3 separate regions of the Mus musculus genome follow, and all the other regions are linked to region 1. A link is a loop called in an ENCODE intact Hi-C map of the cell type or tissue named here. Cell type or tissue: left cerebral cortex. All regions are shown on one strand.

Region 1 (8,000 bases):
AAAGATACTTGGTTTATGTGTATGGGTGTTTTGTATGCATGTCAGTCTGTGTTCAACCTGTGTGTCTAGTGCCTGAAGAGGCCAGAAGAGGACATTGGATCCCTCTAGTACTGGAGTTGTTAGCCTTCCTGTGGGTTCTGGGAATTGAACCTGGGTCCCCTAGGAATGCAACCAGTGCTCTTAACTGCTGAGACATCTGTTAAAAAACAAAACAAAACAAAACAAAACAAAACAAAACAAAACAAAACACAACACAACAAAACAAGCAGAACCCAAACAATTTCTAATCTTCTGGGCTTATCTGCTTTTTTTTTTCTAAAAAATTATAAAAGGAAGAATTGAAGAATTCTGATTGAAGGAGAAAGGAGAAACAATTTTTTGAGAGACAGCAGTGTGGGTTTTGTGATCTGCCACAGAGATTTTAATTGACTGCAGTAATTTTCACGTTTGCACTGTGGTAATCAGGAGGGGATAACCACAGCTGCAGCCTTGCTATCAGAGTTACAGAATGGCAATAGATATTTGTATTGGAAATAAAACAAATTGCTGCATGTTGAACTGCGTCCCGAGGCGCGTTCCTGGAGGCTGCCACCAGTCTGGTACTCCCTGATACCAGAGGTGGTGTATCCTGGTCTCAATTTTCTAAGTCAACATATCTTATCAATTAGCCCCCCCACCCCATCTCCCATGGAAGTTCGGTTTCTGTTACTAAGGAATTCAGCTGGAAAACAACTAGGTTAACTGTGAGCAATTTTATTTGATAGAAATGAAACTTTGTTACTGATGTCAATATAGAAAAATATTTTTAAAAACAAGGTAATTACTAATCAAAATTTAGTGTAGACTTCAGAATATTTGTTGTAAAATGTATTTTGGAGAAAAGATTTAAAGAGATTGCACCCAATTATGTTCATTTTGATAGAAGGACATTCGGTGGCTCACAGTGTCAACCATTTGTTGTTCCTTAGTTCTTGGACAACAGAGAAAATAGCACAGACTTTAAGACCCCAAGTATAATGGTTGCAGAAGGACGATTGTTAAGTGGGAACTTCTGAAGGCTCTGCAAATGACCCAGCAAAGAGGGAAACTCAGACAGTCTATCACTGAAACAAATCAGCCCTATTACTCACCTGCTTTATATCAAAGACAGATTTTGGAACTTATAATTTCCCCAAGGTAAACAAAATTGTAAATAAAAAACTTTGCTAAGGATTTTGCTCTGTTTTACAGCATCCATGTGCCTTCTCTCAGGCACAAATCTCAGACATGCGTAGTCCGGGTGACCAGTGCCAGGAGTGCCGAGATGCATCAATTAATAACAAATGTACACAAAATGTTATCTTTAATCATGACTAATGAAAATGGGTTATTATAAACACTGGCTTTACTGCTGCAAATGTCTCCTTGACAAATGACAGGGCCAGATTCTTTTATTAAAGATAATTAAAAAATTCTCACAAGGGAGTCAGAGCTTTCCCACAGCTCTCTCCTGCGCGTTTGCTTTTGAACTAGTAAGATAGACTTGAAATAATATATAGTCTTATTAAATGTAGATGCCTAGGCTGTATTTCTTTTAGATTTAAGTTTCTTTCATAAACTAAAGATTAAAATTAAATACCTGGGGTGGATGCAAGGATTAAAAGATGCAGTTTGTCTGCATCTAAGAACAATGATTCTTAAAGCAACACTGCAGTAAAATTGTTATTACAGAACTAACATATTCTTGTTCATGTGTTCAGTTTACATTTCTATTATCTCTAATTTTTATTTCTAAAACTTCCAGGATTAACCATTCACACACAACCTCTGCCATGCTGTCTTAGCATTGCTTTCTTAAAAATAAAACAACAGCAACAACAGTAACAGAAACAACAACAACAACAAAAACAACAACCACCAAACAAAACAAGAGATTAGCAACTATAACAATGTAAAATAGACGTTCTCAACCTATGTGTAACCATTCCCTTTAGGGGGTGGCTGCATATCGGACATCTTGCATAGCAGATATTTACATTATGATTAGTAATAGTAGCAAAATTACAGTTATAAAGTAGCAACAAAATAATTTTATGATTAGGGGTTACCACAATGTACAGTTACCACAACTGTATTAAAAGGTGGTAGCATTAGGAAGGTTGAGAACTACCAATCTAAGGGTTTCCAGCTTCCAGAGACCTGGAAAGTCCTGGAATAACCCACTGAAAACAACAAACAAAAGATAACCTTACTGCAGTTCTGGGCTGTCCCTGTAGTCTACCAACCGCCTGGGCCAATTGTTATTTGGGATCCTGGTTTTAACGCTGTCTTTGAGACATTGTGTGTTTAGTATCATTGCTGCAGGACAGAGTTTCCAGAAGTGTATCATGTCTCTGCCCTGCCACTCACTGCACAGGGAGACGGATACATGATCTTTTTAATGATATTCCTTGATGACCTATTTATTCCCCTTCTAGACCAACATCCTTAGAGGAGTAATGATGAATAATGGAGGTTCTTTATTGACTTAAGAAAGTAGCAAAATTATTTACTTATTTGGCTTAAATTAGAGTCTCACAGTATAGCCCCGGTTGACCTTGAACCTAAAACCCTCCTACCTTTAGGTCTTGAGTGATGGGATTTGCAGGCATGAGCCACCACCATACCAAACCTAATCTGTTTTCCAAAATAGGGTCATACCTAGTGAATTCCTTATAACCCAGTGAATGCTTAATATTTTTTCATGCAACATCTAGGATTAAATGCTCTGTTGGAATAATTTGGTAAGTACTATCTATGCACATACACTAACTTCAGTATGATTTTAACCTGTTTTCCTTTCTTCCCCATATGGAGTTAAGTGTCTAGTAATTTGTGCATTATCCTGCATCTAAAAGGTTCTGGTTTTAACTTCTGTTCTGTGTATCATTTGTAAGTGACAGTAATATCATATTATATATTATCCCTTCTTTTTTATTTAACAATTTTTTCTGGATATTTTCTTCATTTACATTTCAAATGCTATCCTGAAAGTCCCCTATTTTTCTTAACTGAGTCACAGACCCACCCACCCACACACATATTCACAGAGCCAGGCTTATTTCTCCCACCATTTTCCTCAAAGGCCTTCTGTTGAGTCCTGTAATATAAATATATTTTAAACAATCTAATTAAGAGAGAGTGATGGCACAGAATACATATCCTCAGAGGAATCAAATCCCTATGCATATGAGTTTGGAAGTGAAATATTCTGTAATCCATTGCCACAGATTTAAAAGTCAGGACAGTGGAACTTCCTCTGAGGGGCACATGCTCATCATCAGTGGAACTTCCTCTGAGGGGCACATGCTCATCAGGACAGTGGACTTCCTCTGAGGGGCACATGCTCATCATCGCTCTATTTTAACAGTGGTAACTTGATGGCTGGAATTGGCATCAGGGTGCAGGTTGTCAGAGTTGAAGGCGCCTCTTCCCTCAGTCATACCTCAGAGAATCTAAACTGCAATGAGAACTGAACTAGAGTTTGAGAAACATATTTACATGATAGTATTAAACACCTTAAAGGTAAATTATAGTTTTGTAAAGTATATAAAAAATAATTTCCCTTCTATTGAACATTGAAACGATTTTCTTTGATAATCATTACAATTAATTTATACTCATATATTTCTTTTTCTTTAAAATTGGTATCAGTTATTTACTATACTAGTAAAACTCCTGAAGGTTTTAAGGCCATTTTCTGTCATTTCCCAACAATTATCAAGTATAATTGTATATATTTATAAATATGTCATATATAAATCATAACTGTTGAACATGCACAACAATTGGATGGAAATCCCATTAGATTTGGTTTGAAAAGGTATCCTTAGGGAAGATGGAGAGCAGCTGCTGCCAGGCTGGCCACACCTCCTCAGGACCACGTTTTCCTGCCTGCTTCACTCACTTTTTGTTTTGTTTTTTGCAGTTTCCTTTAAGGGTGGAGCTTCTGACATTAGAGCTGTTCCTAGCATGGGGCATATTTAAATAAATGAATCAGTAAACAATGGTTTTAATTTATGTCTTTACTTACAAATTAAAACATCTGTTTCTAAATAATTTTGCTATTACTACTGACATTTTCTACCATTTATGTACCATACAACCCCAGAAGTAACATAAATGATATAATAATTATGCTGTAATGGAACTGGAAAAAAGATCATGAGGGACTAATTATCGGGGCTCTGCCAACTTGTAGATTGCAATCTCTCATCCCACTGTAGATATGTGCATGCCCTTCTCATTCACAAGAGCAAAGCATGGCATTATTCTATTAAATCAACAATCGAATGATTCCAATAAAAGAAAACTTTTTATTTTATTTTATTTATTTATTTTTAGCAGTTAGCGTTTGTAGCCTGGTTAAAATCAATCATAGAGACATTGATTGCCCTCTAGTGGTGTGAAAAGTTAGTGCAGACTCCATGGTCTCCCAATTGCAAGAACTAGGAGGCAAATAGCTTCGGTTCTGGAAGCATTTGGGTTTGAGTGTTTTCTGTGGATCAGACATTCATACAATGTTACAGATTACATCGTAACAACAGTGCGTGTTTTTCCACAAACACAAGCAAACAAACAAAAAACCTGGTGGGAAGCTGCTTCGGATTAACTATCCCTGTGGGGCTGACCACACCCAGGTCTGGGTTTGTGCAGCTAGCTGCCACATGCTTTGAGACCAATTTTATTTAGCCTTTCACAAACAACTAGCTACTGGAGTGACACGAACATACATTTTATCTCAGTTAAGGGAATAAAAGCATCCATGGACAGAATAACAGCAATTTCCCTAAAGATGTACTATATTTATCATTGAAAAGACAATATGGATTCATCTTCTATTTTATAGTTAGTCATCTGGGTTTTATGCAAAAATCTTGCTTGATAGATATAAAATCAACTCAGAACCAAGTAACTATTTTGATTCTAAGTTACAAAAGGAAACTATTTTATTATGTGAACCAGCATCCCGAGAGGGCATGTTCTGAGTCTACATAAAATGGAACTTCTTGCAGCATTTTTTTAAACTGACAGATATTTGATGAAAGGCATATCGTGCCAAATGACCTAATGTTTATTTTTCCAAATTACTATTTATCCATAAGCGATTAAAATTTTAAATAAAAAGTAATGGTAACATTTAAATGCCAGAAGTGAAATCCTATAGAAAAAAAAATGTCTAATGAAGAAGCAATGGCTCTCATAAAAAATAAACAACCCACAAATCTGTTTGTAAGTAAGTCAGTGCAAAACTGCTAGGAATTTTGATGAAACAGAGGTCTAGAATTTAATTTTTCAATCTACAACGAATCGAATCTTAACGGTCATTTAAAAACATGCTTTTCCTCATAGATTTTTAACATGTGCAGGCAAACACCACAGATTCAATGATAGACATCATTGTTCCAGAGCCTGACGATGTGCTTCACAGGGCAGAACCCTGCTTACTGCCACCCACTCTACGAGTATGACTTAGATATTTGTAATTGATTATCAAGCTCCGTTTATTTCTTTATTTCCCCCCTGAAATCCTGGTAAAATCTTCTATTTTTTATTTCTAATTGTTTATGCTTTAGTTTATACTGTGCCCCCATTTGAGAAGATAATGGGCGGTACAATATGTACTTAGAGCAAACATGCTGAATACATAGATTGTTTAATGAATCAGGAGAAAAAGCACTGTCCTTGCAGATTAATTGATTACCCTTTGCAATGGGATGCTTTAAAAAAAACAAAACCCAAAACGGCACCCTTTTCACTGCGGAGGTAATGTCTCTTCTCACTTTCACAAGTGCGGTCTAATTATGGCAGAAGGGACCTTGGCACCTGTCATCTGTGGGGTGGGAGTTTCATTGGTTGGTGGTCACCATTTTACGATCCGTTTTTCTGGGTAGAATTGAGACTGTATCAAAAAGCACTTGGAAGAGGAATTTTTGGGGGGAAACAATAAAAAATGCGTGCATAAACGTATGTATGTATGTATGTATGTATGTATGTATGTATGTATGTATGTATGTGTTGTATCCTCTTGTGGAGGGGCATAACATCTCAGTTATATATAATTTTTGCCCATTGAAACAAAAACAATTCTCTGTGGAGAATTTCCCAGCGATCATCTGGTGCATAGGCTGTCCTTAGCAAGTACCAGCGCACACATCCCACCCACAAGAACATACAACACAGCAACGGGAAGTCAAAATGCATCTGCTTTATAGAAACTGAAATGGACAGAAGCAGATAGAATTGTTTTGTGGTTGTGTATGGGAAGAGGATGGAGGTTGGCAAAGATGATCAGGAAGATTAGTGGCAAGGGGTTAATCGGTACCAAAAGGGACCAGCATACTTTTTGAACAAATGAGACTTAAGAGGAGATAAGTGAGTCTTGGACTAATAATCATGATGATTTCTAAGGAATCACAATTCTGGTCACAAGGAGTAACTAGCCAGTCGTCTGCAGCTGAAACCTCTCCGTGGGACAGACAGAGCAGGAAAATCTCCCCAAACCCCATCAGAACCCTTCTGGACAAGCGACTTGATAGCAAATTGTGGCAACCGAGAGTAGCTCAGGACACTGCGCAGAACCCTCTCCTGGGATACTCTGTGGGGGCGAGAGCCCAGTTCCGAGAGGAAGGCGAGAGCTGCAGGGCTGGCCCGGGTCCACGCGCGATCGCCACGTGCTTGCTCCCCAAGCTCACTGGCTTTGGTTGTAGCAACGAGGGGTGGGGTCGAGCCACGCCCCATTGGAGGACCCTCAGTGGGGTCTCTATCCCAGAACACAAGGCCATGGGCTTGGGCTTGGGAAAAAGGTCCTTGGATTCTGCATGGGCAAGGACACCTTCCCGAACCACAGGGAAGGGGGTCACCTCTGTGGTCCAGGGGCCCAGCAGGGCGCGGCTGCGTCTTTGTGCGGCCAGGCTTGGCTCGCCTTTCTGCACAGCCTCTATCCGCTGGGAGGGGCTTAGTCCTGCGACCCTGAGCCTGGGCAGATGTGTGCACACCCTGAGGGGTTTGGGGCTGTTCTGGAAGGCGGGGCTAGAAAGAGGGGTGCCCGGACTGCAGACTGTTCAGCAGCCCCACCCAAGTTCGTGGGAGCCAGCCTGGAGCCTGAGTCTTCAGGGCTCCGCAGACAGGGTGGGGCAGGGCAGGGTGGAGCCAGTCCATATCCTTTTTCCTGCTCTGCATCAGTAGCTCGATCTAGTGTGTGTGTGTGTGTGTGTGTGTGTGTGTGTGTGTGTGTGTGTGTGGTTCTAGCCGCTTCCCCAGTGCAGGCCCCTCCCAGGCTGTCTACCCTAGGGAAACAAGCACAGGACCTTTTCGGAACGATGGCACTGGATCTAGACTGGACTCTATTGCGGTTTTACAGATTTGGCTCCGTCTGACCCACAAAATTGAAATTGCACGAGGCTCATCTTAAAGACCTTGACCTCTTTTGCTTTATGTCACCCTTACACATCTTTATCTGTATTATTTTCTGTATACCCTTCTAGGTTCCCTAATTGCCCCCTCCCCTCCCCCCGAAATGACCCAAGGAGTTCAGAATAGCTCCCCCACCCCCTGCTTCTTTCCCTTTTTTGATTTTTTTTTTGCCACTATGTTTAAATATCCTATTTAATGTGGTTCTGAAAAATATGTTAACGAAGAACAATGAGGCCAGGGTGGAGCGGCTGAGGTTAGCGGTCAGGTCAGGCACGCAGGCTGCTAATGAGTGAGTGGGGCGTGGCGGGGCTCTGCCGTTCCCGCAGGGTTGGGTTTTTCAGTGTTGTGCTGAGCTCCCCATTAGGCCCCCATTCTACTGAGGGTGTGGAGCTGGGTCCGGGTGGGGACAGCTTGACTCTGCACAGGGTGGGGCTGTCCGCATAGTATGCCCAGCGCTGCAGGTGCCCCCCCCCACACTCCCACCATTGCTTCACACACAAAGAAACCCCACCCCGGCGCCTTGGGAAGCCAGGTCCCTTTACCCCTCCCTGCCGCGCACGCTCTCC
Region 2 (8,000 bases), 980 kb after region 1:
AAATGTGCTTGCTACTTCACATAATAGTCATTTTCTGAGAGTGAGGAAAAATAAATTACTAAAATTTGATTTGATTTCACCACCTGCATAGAATGAAATATCTGAAATAAGTGAGGTTATTTTCAAGTCACATTATGAAACTTTAGGAATCATAGAAACTTATACATCTATACTATGATATAACATTACTATGAAAAGTTATGGAATTTACATATTTATATTAAAATTAGCTTTGTAATAGCAATAGTAAAAATAACAGTAACTTGAATTTCCTCACTGGTGAATTGGTCACCATTAGAAAGGCTCTAAGGTGTAAACTCCCATGAAAATGCGGCATGTTGATTACAGGACTACTTTTGTTAACCTTCAATAGTTAACTACTATCCCCTAAACACATTCCTGTACTGCATGACCAAGTCATTTACTTCTAACAAATAACTTCATGCTGGCTGAGACAGCTGAGGCAGAAAGCACTTAAGTAACTTTACCAAGGTGACTCCACGTATGCCACAGAATCAAGACTCGGAAAGCCAGTATGACATCAGTCCCTGCCTCTTCTTTTAGGACTAAGTTTATTTGCAAGCAAGCAAAAAGCAAGAAAAAAAAAAAAAAAAAACAAACTACAAAGTCTTTAAAGGGTCCCAATTTTTGGGTGAAATTCTTCCTACTCTATTTACTTGGTAAATGTGGAAGCACCCTAAAGGTTAAATAACTACTTTCAAAATATATGATAGTAGCTATCCTTCAAAAACTTACTATACTAACTATACTGATATCATCTCCTTTCACCATGACGTCTTCTTTGTTTTTGAGATATTGTATAAATATACTGTATCACATGTCCATCTTGGAGAACCTGTGTCTAGAGCCTGTGCAATCTGTAATGCTATTGTGTGGCTAGATTAGTACTTGAACTTTTCACACTACAACTCCCACATTCAACACTCAGTTGTTCTGAGTAGTCACTTCTTCAGCAAAAAGGAAGAACGCACCCTACAGGCATTTATGAGATACCTAAGACTTCTTCAAATGGTCCCAAGCCTATATGAGGTTTATTCCAGTCTACTTTTGTAAAGTAGAACTAGAATTATGTCATACATTTCTAAGTTAATATCTCTCTATAAAACTCATCGGGGGGGCATTCAAATAGGGGCTGTGCTTTTTTACTTTTCTTTTCAAACTCTCTACAAGTATTGTCAGGCAGATCATCACCTTAATATACTAAGATACATAAATAAAAAATATTTTTAAATATATCAACTTTAAATGATTAAAATTAAAGAAGCATATGAGGTTAACAGCCTAAACATCTATGATATTGTATGGCTATTTTTCTAACATCTTCTAAACAAGAGCCATTCTGCAAAGAGCAGAAAGAACTAACTCTGCTGATCAGTTCTTTACATGTTGTTCAAATACTCAAAACAGTTTTCTTCCCAGTCTCAACCTAGTTAAGCATTTATACTACATGTTTATGTGAATTTTACATGGTATGGCTCAAACATACAAACATAATCTACTTAAGAAAGTAGATTAACTATGAAATTGCACTTCATCTTTTTCATAGACAATTTCCCCTGACACATGCATCAATTCAAGGCTCAGAACACAATGTCTTCCTTCCACAAATGACCACTAATTACAAAGATGCAACCATGCTATGTTATAATCTTTCCCTGTAACTGTTTCATTGCATGCCTAGTTAAATTTATCATTATATTTCATGATGATAAGAAGGATGCACTGTTAACTTTGTTAATGATAAATTAAAAAATGTAAAAATATTCATTTGTTACATCCTAATTTCATCACTGAAAAATGAGGACTAAAACTGACAGATATTGTAAGCCCAAATCTCTGAATCGTGAAATCTCATGCTACAAGGAGTTTCAAGAATGAATCCAACTGCCAGTTTTCTTGGCCAGCAGGCCAGAATTGATGCATATCATATCTCTTCTGGGACATCACGTGGAATTTATAGACCCTGAAGGATCTTCTTCTCCTAGCTATAGTTTATCTTCTGCTTCACTATATAATTCGGTCTCCACATTTCCTTATAAGGTTACTACTCCTAACAATCTTTACATTCATAAAAATGACTTTTGAAAGTGACTGTCACAATTCCAGCCAAATGTTAACATTAAACAGAATAAAAACATGATTGAGATTAATTTTAACAGAAACTCTTAATAATTATAAAAATATTTTATGGGTTTGAAGCCAATTTAGCACTATAACAGATTTAAATGGTTAAGAGAAGATTATTTTTACACAGAAGGTAAGGAAATTACAGTATTCTATAACATAGATCCTGTAAGAACTATCTGATAAAGGCTAACCAAACTGCATCATAAGTACTTACTTGCGAACGGGTACTAGCTCATGTCTTTTGAAGGCACTGTTTGACTTTGTATCACTGCCATACAACCTTTGCACATATCTTCCAGTTCGAAGTGGAGGGCCTAACTTGTCCATCTTACTATCAAAATATATAAAGGTGTACCCATAAGGAGACTGCTACTGTTGCTTGTTTCTAAAGAATTATGTAGACATAAGGATTATTTTTCTTCAAAAAAAAAGACATTCTGGTTCACTAGAAATTTACCCTCTTCCCTTAATAACCTGACTGCCAAGACAAAACACTGGCCACAGATCTGAGTACATATAGTGCCATCATTAGGCCATTCAGGCCACCTTGCCACTTTCTACGCAGATTCAATGCCATATTTATCCTGAGTAGGGAATAAATCAGAAAAGTATGTTTTGCATGAAGCTAGAAGAAACTTCATGCTTTTATTCACAAATAACATAATTTTCATTTTTGCTGATCTCTATTATTTTTCTTTGATTTTCCTTGCATTTAAAAACTGCAATAACTGAATGTGGAATGCTTGTATATTTACCTTATCTCACCCTCAAATAAGCAATGAGTTTATTTCTGAAATATATGTAGCGAAAAGGCAAGCCATGATCTGTACTTTAAAAGACATAGTCATTCTAAATGTCACAGGAAAGAAGCCCAAGGAGACATTAACTAACCACACCATTGTGAAACCTTTTAAAATATAAAGTATGCAATATCTCCATCTAGTGGACCTTAGTGCTAACTGCAGGTCTGTTGGAGACTTCATATTCTAATCATCTACCATCAACAAATACCAATTCACAAGACAGAATAGGAAAATTAACAAATTAGAAAAACTATCTGAAATGGCTGGTAAGAAACATGCCATATGTAACATTAAAAACATATTTTTAAGCTAGGTGTGGTAGTGTATGCCTTTAATCCTATCACTGTGAATTTTAGCCCTGTCTAGTCTACATAGTGAGTTCTAAGACATACAAAATTGCACAGTGAGATCCAGTCTCAAATGTATGTGTGTAAACATGTACAAACACCCAAACACACCCTATATACATACATTATACATACACATCTATATACATACATTATATACACACACATCTATATACATACATTATACACACACATCTATATTCATACATTATACATACACATCTATATTCATAATTATATATACACATCTATACACATATACACATACACAAATATATATACACATTATACACACATATATATATACATACACTATATGCACACACTTCTATATACATATTATGCAAACATATATTCTTTTAAAGAGATATCTGCTCACCCAATTGTGCTTTAATCTTTTTCTTATTAAGTTACTCAGTAAGCCTTAGAGAAACAATCTGATGTGTCAGACACTACAAATTTCATAAAACAGAGTAACAAACAAAAGAGTGGAGTTCTTAAAGAGGTTAGTATAGAAAAAGAATTTGATTATCAGTCCAAATTGTAAGGGCCTCTCAGGAGGAATGTTACAGTCATTTGATGTTCTTTGTGTATGTAGTCAAACTTGGTGTCCACAGTATGTATGTAGTAGTGTGCACATTACAAACAGCCTTCAGTCAATGTTTTAAACATTATTTCTACACATCTTTGAGATTAAATTTATCTTTAATTTTAAAAGATTAGAGAATCCAACAACTTCAAATTCTAATTAGTCTTATTTTTCTTTGAACTGTTAAATGTTAAATGATTATTAAAGCAATACTGTCACAAATACTACCTTTAAAATGCATCTGTGGGTTATGAGTAAGAAATAAAATCTGTTTCAGAGAAATAGTTACTAAAATTATATTTTAAGAAAATTTCAGTTTAGCATACTTAAAGCTCTGGCTTTAAGCCACAGCACCACACAGAACAAACATGAACTTTAACTAAAAACAGACTGTTTAATTATGGTAACAAATATTTAAATCCTACATGTGAATTGGCAAGCAAAAAGAGATGCTTAGGCTCATAGAACAATCCAGGTAGTTCTCTAAGATGACTGTCTCCTTCAGTACACATAGAGAGCCCAGGGTCAGGTCACACTGTGAAAACTATGTGAAAGGACTGTTCCTGCCAGACATGTGAGTTACATTCAACCCCCTGTAATATACATTTAAAAACCCTATATAAAGGTGTAAATACTGACTATATAAATGATTACATTTTAGGCAAAACATAATTCAAATGTTTCTTAGACCAAATTTTAGTAAATTTTATTGGGGCTAAAATAAATTATATGTTCTGCTACAATCTCCTATTGTTAGGTTGTATATACAAACTAAAATTTATAAATGGCAATTACTTATCAAAATTTTTTACAGCACTGTTTTGAGTTTTCGAAGTCTTCGTAGCTGAATGGCTACTTTAGGGAATACTTGGTAATAGTCTTAACCTATTTCTGGCTTGAAGTAAGTTTCAACCTAAGAAAAGCTCCTTGGCATAAAGGATATAAAGATATAAAGAAGAAGTCCACTGACAAACTTCCCTGTTAATGAAGAGTCTTTAACGACAGAAAGCAGCACAGATCGCTGCATAATCAAGAGGATTTCTGGAATCACATTGGAAAATTTTACCAGGTACCATCTGTTACTTCATGGATCTCTACATTTTATCAATCTTTGTATAGCTAGGACATTCTATGTCATAGTCTATGACATTTAAAGCTCTAGAATGATCTGTGAGTGTGTGTGTGTGTGTGTGTGTGTGTGTGTGCATGTGTGTGTCTGTGTGTGTGTGTTCGCGCATGCCTGTGTGTGTGTCTCTGTGTATGTGTCTGTGTGTGTGTGTGTGCGCGCGCGCGCGCGCGTGTGTGCGCGCATGCGCGTGTGTGTGCGTGTGTGTGTGTCTGTGTCTGTGTGCGTGTGTGTGCATGTGTGTGTGTGTGTCTCTGTGTGTGTGTGCGTGTGTTTGTGTCTGTGTGTGTGCGTGTGCGCTCGTGTGCGTGTGTGTGTGCATGTGTGTGCGTGTGTGTGTGCGCGTGTGTATTCCAATACATGACAGGTAATTCTGTGTATCAACTCCACAATAAACAAAACAAAACAAAACAAAACACCCTAACCCAATAGCTTCAATCATTTAAAAATGCTAGGTTCATATGCCAGAATATTATTCTACAAAAGAAAAAGGGTTTAGGGTTGGTGAGGTGCTCAGCAGGTAAAGCTGCTTTCAGCTAACCCCGACGACCTGAGTTCAAACCCCAGGACGCACATGGAGAGAAAAAGAGCACCTATTGCCCAAAAGCTGCTCCATGATTTCCACCTGTATGCCTTGGCATACACATCCACATACAAAATGAATAGATGTCAAAGAAAAAATTAAAGGAACATGTTCCTATCATACAAAATCTAGTGACATTTCTTACTAATTTAAAACCATAACATATTGATAATCAAATTCAATTTTTTATTAGAAGATGTTCTCCAGGGTTGGGGGGATGGTGGCTCAGTCAGAAAAGTGCTGCACGGGAAAGAGGAGAAAGCGAGTTTGCATCCCCAGAAACCATGTACAAGACTGAGCATCATCCTGTATCATCCCGTGCATTGATACCAGGGATGCCAGGAGAGTCTCAGCTCTGGCTAGCCATGCTAGCAGAATTGATGAACTAGCGATCCAATGATAAATCCTGGCTGAAAATATGTGGAGATAAAGACAGTCAATGCTGACCCAGGCCTGCACACACACGCACACATTACCATACACATGTCCCCGGCACTCAGAAATGTTCTTTACATGTATGTACCCTGCAGCTCTACTTTTTACCTCATCTACTATGATCAAATATAGACAGGTTTATGTTTTTACAGTAACAGAAGTAAATTACTGAAGACAGTAATTCAGCTATTGGAAAGGATACGTTTGGTATATATTTAAAATTACAAACATTTTAGTAAGCAGTGCTTGCAAGAACACAGCTGTGTCAGTTTGTGATCTTATTCAGATGCCACGGAATTTAATAACTCAGTGTTGCATCATATTTCTGAAAATTTCCCGGCTAAATAAAACTAAATTTTAGAATTAGGATGAAAAATCTATTTGAATATGTTGTTTTTAAAAAAAACTATAGAAATAACCACAGGTTATCTAGAACTTAATTATCAAATGTAAGACTTTTTCCAAGTACAAACATTAAAATGTGATGATACCAATATATGATGCATAAGACTAGAATACATGAGTAAAGTGAACGATGCTAAATGCTATAAACAATGCTTGAAACAGCTGTAGGATCATGAAGTGCTAACATTTATCAAGCTCAGATGATTTTCAGTCCCTTCAATGTTACAACTAACCAAATACCTCAATATAAGTCAATGCATAACTGAAAAACATCACTGTCAGGCAAACTTTAAGAAAGTCTTTTACAGAACCACTTTTCTATGAGTCTGGTTTATAGATGAAATTTTTAACTTACTGATTAATTAGTTTTGCCATCATTCCATAAAAACACTAGACCTTTAGGTAGGGATTCTTTTTTTCCTTCAATTAGATCACCATGGTGTTTACACTTAAAGACAACAATAAAATGAATCGCTGCTCTAAAGACTCTAATACAGAAATGGTAGCTGGCACTCTGTAGATAGCTGTTGACTGCTTCTCGTAACAGGAGAATAGTAATCTCCAATCAATACTGTGATACAGAAAATATATTGACTAGAAGCAAACAATGACTCTGGTTCAAGGAGAAGGGCCTTCTATATAGACAATTGGAATCTGAACATATATGACTGCCAATTTAGTATGTTATGGGGCATCCTAAGTGTTAAATTTCATGGAATACTTGGAAAAGCAAATGTTCAAAATCTTTGCCTGTTAGTAAAACATATTTTCTCTTTGGGATCATATAAGTCAGGTTTTTGATCAGGCTTCTTAAATTAGTTATGAAAGTCTTTATAAACACAGTCACCAAGTGTCTTCAGAGAGACATACTCAAGGTTGCACACTTACTTAGTGGCACAGTAGAACACAAGTGCCCCACTGTCTACCTCCATAATAGGTGTGTTTCCACTCACCCCTGTGCTTGCTCTGTCTCGTGGGTGTGGTGTTTGCATAGATATGCATGTGGTTTTTGTTTTGATGGTGTTTTTTTTTTTTTGTTTTTTGGATGTGTGACCTGCATGTAGGAAGTTGGTATCAGGAATCATCCTTGTTCTTTATTCACTGAATCAGGTCTCTCAATCAAACCCTGAGTTAGTTGGTAAAGCTCATCTTGCTAGCCAGTTGAATCAGGTGACTCAGACAATACCTTTCAGGGCTGGAGACACAGGCAGACTGCTATGTCCACTCAGTGTTGCAAGGCTTCTAGGTCCCAGAACCCTCAACCTTGTGCTTGTACAGCAAGTACGTTAATTACTGAGCCATCTACCCAGTCCCAAAATTCTTTTTTGAAAAATCCTATCAGCCAGCTTTCTGTGCACAGTTTACTTAAAGTTTGTCATACCACTTACTCCAACCAAAGAGAAAACCATCAGTAAAAACAAGTATTAAAAAATACTGCTTCTAATTTATGATTAGCAATACCTAAAACACTAAAAGGACTATATCCTAACTAAAAACAATTCTCTTTGTTATGGTAAAAAGGTTTTGAGTTAGCTGTTGTGCCTATGCAATACTACATAGTGAG
Region 3 (8,000 bases), 220 kb after region 1:
TTACAGCAGCAGAAATTGCACTAAGTGGCTGCAATGACTATTCTTGTTGTCAACTTGAGTTAATCTGGAATTAAGTAAAACCCAAGTGGCTGAGTACACCAAGGGAATTTTTTTCTTAGTTAAATTATTTGACATGGGAAGACCCACCTTTAATCCAGATCTTTTGAGGTGGGAAGACCTACTTTTAATTCGGACCACATCTTCAGGTGGTAGCCTATATAAAGGATATGGAAGAAAAAGCTTATGCTCATTGCCCTTTTGTCTTCAATCTCAGTGGCGAGTCACTAGCATTAGAATACACTTCTGGATTCTAGAATATACTGAAGAACAGCTGAGATATCCATTCTTGTGGTCTGAACACCTACTGTATTCTTTCACTTTCCATTGGTACATGGCCCTTATTGGACTAGCTAGACCACACATGTAAGCCACTCCAATAAACCTCTTTTCTTCACATCCACATAGATTTATTCTATTAGTTTTTATGTTCCTTCAGAGCACCTTGACTCCTACAGTGGTTTAATCACATAGGTATTATAATATCTACCACATTTCTGTTTGTTTGTATGACTAAATGTATTTGCTGTACATAGAATTACTCTTTGGAAGACAGAACATCAGAATATAAGAACTAGTCCTTTGGAGTTGGGCTTGGTTTAATTTCTGCAGAGTCTTTATAACCACATAAACTTGGACAATCTACTTAATTAAATTTCTGCAAAATGTCAATAGGACTTGTGTTTACTTTCTATGATCAGGGAATTTGGTGGAATAGAAGAGTAAATGTTTTCCAGAGGAACAGAACCAGTAGGAGACATATCCAAAAGTCTACATTTCTGACCCTAAAGGGATTTATTATCCGGAACTGGAGGCTGCTATCCTTAAATATCTATGGGATGAGTCAGCAGGCTGCAGAGCCAGGGAAGCTAAGGATATAGTTTCACCCATTTCTGAGAGGCTAAGAACCAGGGATGCTTCATGAGATTCCTGGATCAAAGCCCAGAAAGCACAAAAGTGTCACTTCAAGCCCTTGTGCATTTAAGAAAGAAAAAGATTCATCCTTAACTGAAGAGAGTTAGACTTTTTGTTTAATTTAGGTTTTTAAGTGATTGAATGAGATCCACCTACATTTTGGAGAATGATCTGCTTTTCTTGGTCCACCAACTACATGTTAGTTCAAAAATACCCTTGTAGGAACACTTAGGACACTGTTGTATTTCTGTTTTAATTGATGGGGCTGTAGTACTTTATTTTTCAATACTGTACTAAGGATCATGTATTTTTAAAAATCATCTGCTTAGCCACTCTTATGTGAATTCCCTTGATTGATCTCAGAAAATCAGCAGCCTTAAACAACTACTCTTTTTTTTTTTTTTTGTACAAAAAGTAGTAAGCTCTAACATATTCCGTCAATGAGATGAATACCTAATCAAAGAACACGTGAAGCCAGGCTTTTAGCATCCTGGAGTACATCATGCCACTGAAACTATCACATGCACAAACATAATCAATCTGGCTCCATGGAAAAGTTAGTGTAATCCTCCCAAGATGTCTTCTTTAGAGTTAGCTGTTGTTTGATGTTTCTTGGGGACTTTGTAAGTATTTTTTCTATGCTGAAATTGCTTTCTGTATGTATCAAATGAGTCTGTTCTTGAAGTGTGACATAATCTACTCCAGTAAACAAGTAGGTCTTGAAAGATGTTGGGATGGTCTTACCAGTCATGATATCTATTGCTTGTTTTCAACCTATGAATCTTTTTAAGTGAAAAGTCAAGATGAAAAATGAGTGCTCTGTAGAGTTCTCTCAAGCTGTGGTGCCATATATCACCAACAGCGAGAGGGGAGCAGCAGTGCAGTTGCCTAGATAGCACTTCTCATAGTTCTGCTCTCTGAGCCAGACATTTCATCTCAGGCAGAAGAAACATTCCACCACAGAAAATCTTGCACTCTTTAAATAGCATTCCACGTATTTCAAGCATTGTTGGGTAAATTAATAATCTTAAGCTTAAGGAGGTAACTCTCCTTCTAAGGCGTTGTTAGTCTTGAGGGGCTACCAAGAATACATATAGTGAGATGCATCAAAGGACAGTGTAAAAAATGCCTGTAGAGATAAAGAGGAATTGGGGGAAAATGGAGTGAAAGCCCAGGGGCAGAGGAGAAGAAGTACAGGAAACACAAGTAATGGCTTGGACCTGGAACAGAATGAGGCTATTGGATATTTATAGGTAGTAGTTAGGAATGAGGTATAAAGACAGTGTGATCCTTCCTTTAGTGGGCTATGGTTATAAATGCATGACTTGGGGAAACCAACTCAGAACGTGGTAGAGAGCATGGATTTGGTAGCCAAGCAAAGACAGAGTTCTTTAGGTACCCATTGTCTCCTTCAGAGGTCCTGCACTGGGCTTTCCTCTAGGACAAGGCTGTAGAAACAGGAAGGAGTGATGAGCATCAAGGGCTTTTGACTTGACCAGGATCCTTAAGTTTCTTTTTCCTAGAATCATTAGCATCTGAAATGTCATTAAATCACTGCTGTACAAAAAATATAAGTAAAACTACAAGTACAAGCACATGTGTAATTAAAAAGTTTTAATAGCCACATTAAGAGCAGGAAAAAACAAATTTGTACATTTAATTTTGTTAATATATTCATTTAACTTAAATTTGAAAAATAGTTTTACATGTAGTCAACAGAACAATTATTAATAATAAATGTTAACACTAACATAAATGTTGATTAATTGATAACTATGAATTATTAATGCAATAATTAATCATAATGAATTATTGATTATATTTGGAATTTTTCTTACCAAATATTTGGAATCTAATATATACTTTACATTCAAAAACATATCTCAACTTAGACAAGCCACAGGTCAAGTGCTAAAGTGTTAAGTGTGGTAGTCCATAACAATTATAATGACATGACAGCCCTAGGTAAACAATTACAAATATGTTTATGACTGACTGCTGTCTATTTAGATAGACTACATTTGTCTATATACCTCTTTTATATCATGTTAATTGTTCTATCAGTTTTGAATTCCTGAAAAGGCATGTTGGTTTTGGAGTGGTGCTAGGGATCCACTTCAGACAACAATTCTTTGACTCTAGTTAGATTCATTCTAATAGTCAGAAGTGTGAATGGTTCCTTCCATACCAGAAAAGAAAATTTGCCTGGGAAGAGTGAGTGGTTTGGGAATCATCCATTATTTAATTATATAAGGCAGTCAGAGACAGGAGTCTGTATGGTTAAAATTAAAGCTGATCAGATTTTTAAAAAAATATTTTAAAATTTCTGTATGTTAAAAAGGAACCATTTTTCTCAAAGGGTGATTTTTAATTCTTTTCCATCTTGAAAATGTTCCTGTTTAACCTCTTGCATATGATTTTCATTGTTCCATCTGCTCCCCTCTCCTTTGTACATGCCCAAAGATAAATTTAGAATTGGGGCTCAAAGAAGTCTTGGAGGGTTTTATAGTGTGCTTGCACACTGAGTGGAAGTCACCCAAGGAAACCAACTGAGGAAATGGTTATGGTAATGAGAAAAAAGTGAGTAAATATTGCTAGAACACCCCATCAGGATTTTATTACCTTCCTTACTTGCTGTTGCTATAACTGGATGCTACCCACTGAGAAACTTATAAAGAACAGAAGGTGATTTAGCCTATATTCTAGAGCCTGGAAAGTTCAAGTGTGTGGTGCAGACATCTGACAGGGACAGTTTGCTACAAAATAGCATGAAGGAGGGCATTGTGTCCTGTGCTAAGACATAGCAAGCAAGCTAGCTTGAGCTCTGTACCTTTATATGATGTTTATCAAAGAGGCTCCACTCTCATAGTTGTATCTAATCATAGTTATTCTATAGTATCCGCATCCAAATACCATTAACATATAAATCTGCGGAATCAGTTTCCAACTATACACATCTGGAGGACATATCCTAACCATAGCAGTTATGAAGCCATCCAGCAACTAGCAATAAGCTGTTTCCAGTGAAGGGTTGTGATCTTCTACTTAGCAATCACAGTGGACACATGAATCTCAGAAGGGCTAGCACATTGGGCAAGCCCATATATAAGGTACAGCTTAGATTTGAACTCATGTCACTCTTAAGCTATTATCTACATTCTTATGGTCTTACAACATTTGTCGCTACCAGGAGATCTAAATAATTCATGCATGAAAAATGAATTAAAATATGGTTGGAGAGATTAAGAATTTGTCAGTATAGCATTACATTTAAATACCCTGTTTAGGGACCAAATATATGAAAATAAAAAGGTGTACTTTTATCTGGCAATGAATTATAGTAACTTCAGGTTATTATGTGGAAGATCAAGACAGAGACACTGAGAACCAAGAGATGTTTCTCATATGAAGAAAGGAAGCAGAAATCTACACTGAAGGAAGGGCCTTAAACAGCTGCGAAAACAAGTTGAAAAGGCTTTTTTTGGGGGGGGGGAGGGTTGTGGTTTACAGAAACTTACGACTCATGGTGAGTTAATGCATTTCAGAAGCATACTATATTAATGCTATAACTCAGACTGTATTTATGAATTTTTTATGGAAACAGGAGCTCTGATGCCTTGGAATTAAGAAAAATAATTTGGGGGTTTCCCAGGCAAAGGAAGGTGGCATGAATAGTGATAGAAGAATTGCTTTTCATAACTGCTGGAGAACCATCAGTCACAGAAAGATCTGCACTAAAATGTTTTAGGTTAACACAGTTTTATACAGATAAATGAGCAGACAACAAAGAAGGGAGGATATGAATAAAAAGCTGTTTGAAAAGTAAAGAAAATTAGCACCTCCAGGAAGTTTCAGTGGCTGGGTATAAAATAATGATTTGGACTAAAAAGCAAATATGACTGGGCCTTTGTGATTTAGTGGAAAGTACACATTTGATCATCATAAGTGATTACTGAAATTATTTTTGCACTCAACAGTTTCTGGTATAATGGGTCCCAGTTATGCTTAACAATGATTTCTGTGTCTCATTGATCATTTAAAATGAGAAAAGTTGAACACACCATCTCTCACTGTTTAAATGAGGGATGATGAGATTTCTCAGACCTGGGAACTTAGATTCAGAAGTTTGAATAGACATGGGGTGAGGTGACAAAAGGTGGATTCTCAGAAGGATCTGTGTGCTCTGGTCACAACTACTCCAAGCAACCTCTTATTGATTACTGGAAAGGAAACATCAGAGAAAGGGTGTACTGTTGGAGGAAGCCATGAGTTCTGCAAAGTGACACAGTGCCTCTGAGTAGCTATTATTTTAGGTGCTCTTTGTCTCCCTGTTGTTTAGTACACTACTGGAGCCAGCAGCACACCTCTTAAGGTTCATTTTATTTTTGAACAATTTATTCTCAACAAATTTTGTGCATTAGTGTCTTGAAAATGAGTAACATTTTTCTAGTTTTCTAGACATAGGGACCCACATAAAAGGAGAGACTCTCAAGAATAGAGAAGGGTGTGTCAGTGAGCTTCTGTGTTTCCTAGAGTGAGATCAGTTTTCCCTCAGGACCAAGGGCAAGGCAGTCTCAACATGGTGAGCACAGCAGACCTCAGGACTGGCAAGCGGCCAGCAGACACCTTGTTTCCTTGGACACAATCCAATTTCCTTCTGGAAAAAATATCCTGATTAAGGCATTCTGAAATGATACACCCTCAATTATTTTTCTCTTTCATTCTAGACTGAAGAACATGTGCTTTGTGAGACAAAAAAAAAAAAAAAAAAAGAAAGGCTCTCAGAGAGTGTATTAATTATGTTTCTATAGCTCTGACATATAGCTGAGACAACTCAGAGGAGGTTGGGGTCATGTTTGCTCACAATTGTAGGGAGAATATCTTGCGTATATATGCATCAGCTGTCAATTATAAAAGTCTATGGTCAACGTTTTAGGCAGGAAATAGAAGGTGGGGCATCTGGGAGTAGGTAAACTTCTGGGATAGTGTCAGGTGTGGGAAGGGCTGCCTGGGAAGAGGGAGGAGACCATGAGGGACCTGAACACAGATAAGCAGCCATGTGATAGATGCAGATTAAAATCAATGAGCTATCGTAAATCATGATTCTAGTCAGAGGTGAGCCTAGCAGAGAGCCAAGGTGCTTTGTTAATATATTTTAAATCTGAGTCTTATTTCTGGGAGCATGGATCTGGGAGGAAGGACCAAGCATAACATCTATACAACTTTGAGAAGTTTCTGCCCATGACCACTGGCTTTGATGATTCTGGGCTTGTGGCAAGATAGAACATCATAGTGGCAAGAGTCTGTAACAGAGGGTGCTCATCTCAGAGAGGGCAGGAAGTAGAGAATATGGGAAGGCCAAAAGTTCACCCCAAGATACTTCCTCCAGAAAGAATCTGTTCCACAGAGTTTCCATCACTTCCCAGAGCAGTGCCCAACTGCCCAACATTCAAGGCTTGACCACACTGAGGCCATGTTGGGACATCTTCTGTTTAAACCATAGCAGAAGGCAAGGTGGTGACTCATAGAGTTGCTACCCTGCGGAACACATAACCCCAAGGCTGTGAGCACCTGCTTGCAGGAAGACCATTCACTCATTGAATCTGTTTACTCGTGTCTCACATATGCCACCTGCTCTGCCAGACCCCAGGAGACAATGATAAACAGCACAGACTCAGGCTTTGCCTGTGGGAACTCACTCAGGGGAGGCCAATGTTTCCCAAGCATTATTGTCCAGTGAGTTTGATGAGTAGACTCTCTGGAAGGTAATTTGTTAATCAATCAGAACAATAAGGCTTGGATCATAGAAGCACCTGAAATGTCAGAATCTGCTTCTGAAGACTAAGAGTAACATCTGATTTTTAATACACGTATAGAATCCTTGAGTGCATACAGATAGGAGAAACAGTGAAGAGGGAGATGAAAAACTTCACCTTTAATAAGACACATCATGCTTTAAAAAACCTTTTATGTTCTATATTTAGACACACATAAATATCAGGAAGACTCAAAGACCATTTGTGAACTGGCATTTGGAAATCTTGATTCAGTTACGACATCAATTTCTTGAAACATCATTTTCTATGCTGTTAATTGAGCTCTATGCATTTTCCTTGGGACATGGAGCTGGAATCAGATTTTCTTCTTTTTCAAATTTCTATGTTATTTGCATTTGAAGAAATAAGAACATTGCAGACAAAAGTTTCTTTATTTTTTAGTGTATCCTGCTGCTATTCACCTAAGATGGGGGCAAGGTGCTTTATAAAGCTGTTGTGTTTGGTGATTTTGAGTTTAGTAAGAATGCTATGCTTTTACACCAGAAACATAGGATTGTAGGAAATTGTATATGCATATATTACATATTAATATATAATTTATTATAACATATGTCTTATGATGTATATCATAAATGATATGTACATCTGTGATTTTTCCTGGTGCTTCCTTTTACTTAGTGAGTGTTCTGTTACCCCAAGTTAATGGCCTTCCTGGAGAAGGGATAAAATATCTGTAAGAGAAAAATTACTAACTCAAGACTCACTCTTGATTTTGAGCTTTAAAATTCTTGCCTGGCCTTCTGAGACAAAAAGGGAAGAATAGGGCTTGTGCATGTCTCTAGTAAGGAGAGCACAGCCGCCTTACCTGAGAAGCAGGTCAAACGGAGAGCCTTACCCTAAGAGGCACAGTGAGAAAGGAAGTACGCAGAGTCAACAGAACCAGAGAGAATACATTCTCAGTGGCTATAGGAAAATGCACGTTGGTATGATAGAGGCCATCACATATCAAGATAACATAGTACAACACATTCTAGTCACTGAAAGGGGTGCTGCAGGTCGTTTAATGTCCACTGCCCTGCTGTTGGGGGAAGCTATAGGCTGAGCCTGAGAGGCCAGAAGAACACAGAATTCCTGAGAGTGGGTTGGATCTAAGGACTCCTGCCATCAGGAAGTGTGTATGAGACATGTTTGGTGGACCAATAGTCTGTGGTCTAATGAGACTAGAAGCTGCCAACTGATGATTCATACAGG

What was found. A loop is a pair of places that touch in the nucleus more often than their neighbours do. Peaks named below come from ENCODE experiments on the same cell type or tissue, not always from the same donor. Only the 100,000 strongest peaks of a DNase experiment are listed, where the experiment ranks them.
Region 2: it touches region 1 in a loop (13-fold over the local background); 3 of 42 quality-filtered maps call a loop at or near these places.
Region 3: a loop joins it to region 1, with 2.6 times the contacts of the local background. A loop is called at or near these places in 3 of 42 quality-filtered maps.

Annotation. Positions count from the first base shown.
Region 1 is chr3:8,510,290-8,518,289 of GRCm38, reverse strand. All of the region lies in intron 1 of Stmn2 (stathmin-like 2), which reads right to left. Among named protein-coding and RNA genes, the nearest start is that of Stmn2, 4.8 kb to the right of the region's middle. In left cerebral cortex, a CTCF peak has its summit at 4,418 (motif pointing left); DNase peaks (open chromatin) are centred at 6,550, 7,136, 7,822, 7,922 and 3 more places; H3K4me3 peaks cover 3,493 bases; H3K27ac peaks cover 3,269 bases.
Region 2 is chr3:7,530,400-7,538,399 of GRCm38, reverse strand. The region is part of intron 7 of Zc2hc1a (zinc finger, C2HC-type containing 1A); the gene reads right to left. Among named protein-coding and RNA genes, the nearest start is that of Zc2hc1a, 31 kb to the right of the region's middle. In left cerebral cortex, a CTCF peak has its summit at 3,094 (motif pointing left); a DNase peak (open chromatin) is centred at 3,089.
Region 3 is chr3:8,286,196-8,294,195 of GRCm38, reverse strand. No RefSeq gene overlaps it. Among named protein-coding and RNA genes, the nearest start is that of Gm24614, 140 kb to the left of the region's middle. In left cerebral cortex, no CTCF peak of the experiment used is centred here; DNase peaks (open chromatin) are centred at 977, 1,739 and 3,557.